Regions from separate parts of the Homo sapiens genome. Here region 2 is linked to region 1. The links are chromatin loops, found by intact Hi-C in ENCODE. Cell type or tissue: PC-9. All regions are shown on one strand.

The links. Peaks named below come from ENCODE experiments on the same cell type or tissue, not always from the same donor. Only the 100,000 strongest peaks of a DNase experiment are listed, where the experiment ranks them.
Region 2: it touches region 1 in a loop (1.9-fold over the local background); 3 of 110 quality-filtered maps call a loop at or near these places.

Annotation. Positions count from the first base shown.
Region 1 is chr3:109,925,950-109,928,449 of GRCh38, forward strand. No RefSeq gene overlaps it. Among named protein-coding and RNA genes, the nearest start is that of MIR4445, 320 kb to the left of the region's middle. RefSeq lists an enhancer at 586-1,785. In PC-9, no CTCF peak of the experiment used is centred here; a DNase peak (open chromatin) is centred at 1,412; H3K27ac peaks cover 2,500 bases.
Region 2 is chr3:109,730,967-109,733,466 of GRCh38, forward strand. All of the region lies in intron 2 of LOC124906267 (a long non-coding RNA gene), which reads left to right. Among named protein-coding and RNA genes, the nearest start is that of MIR4445, 130 kb to the left of the region's middle. In PC-9, CTCF peaks have their summits at 1,103 (motif pointing right) and 1,310; no DNase peak of the experiment used is centred here.

The sequences.
Region 1 (2,500 bases):
TTCCCCAAGCTTGTGGGTTGAATGTACTTACGCTGGTTGGTTTAGGGAGTTGTTGCAAGTTTCTCTCTTCAGTCACGTCTTTAAGGGGCCTGCAGGGAATAATTTTTCCCCCGTTTCCTCTCTTTGTTATAAATCTTATATAAAATGAGGAGTTTACTTGACACTGTACATGTTGTGGAAACAAAGATGGATGAATGGGGGCTGAGGCCAGTGGAGAAAAGAATTAAGCAAGAGTTGATGTTTACCAGTATTTGCATAGCAGATTAAAGATGCCTGAAAATTATTTGACCTTCCTCCCATAGAGAAATGAGATTGATTTTTCCTTCCCTTGAATTTGGGTGGACTTTGTATTTGCTTTGGTATAATACAGTGGAAGGGAAACATGCTTATTTCCAGGCCCAGGCTTTAATATATCGGCAATTGCTACTTTCAGTTTCTTGGGACTCTCACTCTAGGAGCCCTGATCTTCCATGTGAGAAGCAAAACATGGTGACCACATAAAGAGCGCCTGTGGCTATGTGGAGGGGAAAAGGGCCCACTGAGTCTGGTCGTCCAGCTCTCCTTGCAAGCTGCCCGGCTTACGCATTCCCTTCCTCTGCTCACCCCGCAACCCGCACTAGCCCAGCCGCCACCTGAATACCATTGAGTGACTGCAATTGATGTTACAGTCTTTTGCGAAGATAAGAATCTCTCAGATGAGTCTTTTCTGAATTCTTAACCTCTATTAAGCCACTGAAGTTTGGTGCAGTTTGTTAACAGTGATAGATAAGCAGAAATGTTTGTACCTAGTCATCAATTAACAATTACTTTAACTTATTCCACATCTACTGAGGAAATCACTGAAGCTAGTTGGATATATCATATCTTCCTTCATTTTGATGATGGTGTCACCAGAATATATATGTTAACTAGAAGGGAAGATATGGATTATTTGTGTGTGCATATATTTTTTAATCTTTCTAACTGATGGCAATCATAATATTTATTTAACACATTATATTTTTTCACACCACATTTACAACTATTATTTCTAAATCTTTCTACCATCAGTCTAGTAAGGTCATTTGTCAAGTCTGAATTATGCCATCTTGCAGATGCTGAAACTGAGGCATAGAGGTTAGGTTAACTCCCTAGGATCACATAGCTAAGGTTTTCACAGCACACTGGGTAAAAAAAATGTTATTCAGAAATTAAATTAATGTTAAGATGGTTATCTGTTTAATGCTTGTCACATCAACTAAACTTTAAGCTCCAGGAGGTCAGAGAACTTGTCTGTCTTCTTTAACACTTGAAGCGTAGAGCCTAGCCCAGTGCAGCCCGAGAAAACACTCACTTGGTATTAGTTGAATGAATAAATACATAAAGAATGCTGGGGCTCTGACTAAAACCTAGGTTTCCTCATTCAGAGGTTGAGTTTCTTTTAGTCACACTCCTGAGTTATGAGACAGGGTATGAGTCACTTGGGAATTTCAGTTAGAAGGCACAGGCACCAATCATGCCCTCCCCTTCCCCTGTTCCCTTTCCATCAAAGCATATCTTTGTGTGAGAAATAATGTTTTTGAAAAATCTTCCTAGTCATTCTGATATACCTCCTGTTGAGAACTAAAACACAATACTACCATTCTTTCTCTTAATCACATGTTATTCTATGTAAAAGAAGTGCTATGAGAAAATGCAATCATGTATGCTTACAAATTCTGAGAACATTAAAGTTAAAAGAAGGAAAAATAAGAGACAAAACAATGCCAGAAAAATGCACTAAAATGCAATTAACAATAATTTTTTTGTATGTGCTTAGTGAGTGTTTATCATATTGATTTTCAATTTTCAGTATTTTGATCATTTTTTTGGAGACAGTAGTTTTATAATTAAAAAGAAAATACCCCCAAAGCCCAGTACTCTGCCTTAATGATTAAATGAATGGAAGATGGAAAGCAAAGGGAGAATCTGAGTTAACCAGTCATCAATGACATGGGAAGACAATTCACTAGGAGGTATTCAGCACCTCTGAGCTAGTGGGGACTGTATCTCCAGTAAGGGTAGGTATGTAAGTTGCTTTCACTGATGCTTTTCTAAATGCTTCTGAACTCTGAAAGGCCCTTGAACTAAATGTCAGTTCCTATGAATTAATGTTGGTCTTCAGTACCTACCAGCAGGTCAGCACACTGGCAGAGAAAAAATAAAAAACAAAACAACAAAACAACAACAACAACAACAAAACAAACAAAATACTGCTTCTCAGGATTCCCAGCACAGTGAGAACAACTGGCCAATACATTTAGGAAAAAAATGCTACAAACCTTGTATTGTTCGCTACCCCAAATTCATAGATAGGCTCTTGGATGTGAGTGTCTGAAATGCTGTGTCCCATAGTTAACGGTTCATCAGTCAGGATTAGGGTAAAGGAATATTGATACTTTAAGGTAATTAGAATAACGTTTCTCTTTTGTTTCGGACAAACATAAGCTTTTTCTTTCTGTAGTCAGAACTGTCCTCTCAA
Region 2 (2,500 bases), 190 kb before region 1:
CACAATCATGGCAGAAGGCAAAAAAGGAGAAAGGCAGGTCTTATGTGGCGGCAGGCAAGAGAGGACATGTGAAAGGGAACTCCCTTTTATAAAGCCATCAGATCTTATGAGACCCATTCACTGTCATGAGAACAGTACGGAAAAGACCTGCCCCAGAATTCAACTACCTCCCACTGTGTCCCTCTCATGACAGGTGGGAACCATGGGAGCCACAACCTGAGATTTGAATGGGGACACAGCCAAACCACATCACCCATGAAATCATCACTGTCACTTATTACTCATCATTATTATTATTGCAGTAAGAACACAATGTATGATCTACCTTCTTAGTAAGTTTTTAAGTATACAATAGTGTTACCTATAGGCACTATGCTATGCAATAGATTCTAGGACTTATTCATCGTGTATAACTGGAACTGTGTACTCTTTGACTAATATCTCCCCATTCTCTCTTAGCCCCTGAAAACTGCAGTTCCACTCTCTGCTCCTATGGGTTTGACTATTTTAGACTCAGCATATAAGTCATGTCGCGTAGTGTTTGTCCTTCCGTGTCTGGCTTATTCCATTTAGCGTGTTCTCCAGGCCATTCACGTTGTAGCATGTGACAGGATTTTCTTTTTTTAAGACTTTATAATATTTCATTTTTTGTACATACCGCATTATCTTTATCCATTTGTCTGTCGATGAACATATAACACGTTGCTTCCACATGTTGGCCATTGTGAATCATGCTGCAGTGAGTACAGGGATGGAGATGTATGAGTCTGGATCTTAAAGTGTGCCTGCTTGTGTCTAGTGATCATGTTTCCACCAGTCTCATCAGGTGTTGCCATGTCACCTGAAGCCAGACAACCCTACTGGAGCTGTGGTTGGCTGAGCCGCAGTTCTCTATAGCACTCAAAGGAAGGGCATTCTTTATATATAAATTGCTTCTATGTTTCACAATTTAGGCTTGGAAAAAATAGATAAAATCTGCTTTTTTGTGTTCTTCATCATTGTCTGAATACTTCTTTTTCACTAAACGTAATCCTTAAAAACCACCTGAAAATGATGTGAGAAAGATGTTCCTCTCACCCCTATGTGAGCAAGGCTGTAGTGACAAGATTTGGCCACTAGATGGTGGGTATATGTCAGTACTGTGCAGTAATAACAGTGTTTCTCTTTGACAAAGGAGTCAAAGAATAAGTTAATGTATTAAAGAAACACAAAATACATGTGCATTTAAAATTCTGTTTGGTTGAAATAATTGGCAAGAGAAAAAAGAAAAGATAAAAAAGCACCATTTTCTGCAGTCCACGTTTTGTTTTTACATTTTTCCTTGAGAGGATTTTTGGCTTCTTTTTAAAATGGTCTTATGACATGAAATACTCATATATGTAAGACAGAAACCCCACAGATCATGGCTATAGCTGTGGAGCAGATTCCTCTTACTCCTCATTTCATCCGCTGAACTGAGACCTGTTTTCCAGCAGAAAGTGTCTTTTGCCATCTTTGTGCCTCCAGGAACTTGCATAAGTCTTGCAATGTCTTAGGTGTTCAATAATTCTTATTTTAAAAAATGAGCAAATGAACAAAATCTGTTTCCTTCTGCATTTTTTTTCCAGTAAGAGGGAAAGGTCTTCCCCTGTTTTTCTCTCTTCCACTTGCACTCATGAACATTTTCACATGAGGAAGGAAGGAAAAAGTATATCCTATTTTCCAGACACTATTTTTCAGACACCATAAAGCACACCATCTTAGAAACAGGAAGCCTTAAGGACTAAGGAAGAGGTGGGAACATGGACCACAGTTGGAATTGCCAAAGCCCAGGATCCTGTAGGGTCCTCCCAGTGTGCACTCTCAGACTCTCTCCCTTTTGCATGAACTATGGTGGCACTGGTGGGGAATTACCTTCATTAATTGATTGTCTGGGAGATTACCTATAGTCAGGGAACCTGACTCTATTACACACCTTTCTCTTTCCAGTGATTGACACTTTGCCGGGCATAGAGTAGGTATCTGAAATAATAGACTCCCCATTGTTTACTTTCTTATTGACAGACTGAAATCTTGAGTTAATGTAATACCTAGAACTGTCCATAAAGTTTTGGGTAAATAATGCAAATATGAGCGATTGTGACTGTATTGAGGTATCTGTGATGACTGAGAATTGCTCAGATCTCAAGTTTTCTTCATGAGATAATTTGAATGTTCAGTGCATTATACTTCATGCCTTTACCTGAAATGTATCACTCAGTGTGAATGCTCACTGTATTTCTTTATTGATTAAAATGAAAGAAACAGAAAAGTAAAAGATTAGAATTTCGTTCTCTTTTTTATGGCCAGAAAATAAAAGGCAATTACTTCCCCCTCTAGTCATATGGTTACATTTATTTGGTAAGTGGTATTATAATAGAAGTGCATGGATTTCACTTATACTTAAATTTTATTAAAATGATCTTCAAACTTTTTAGTGCTACTAGACATGCTTTGGGGGTCTCAAGTATTGCTTTAAACA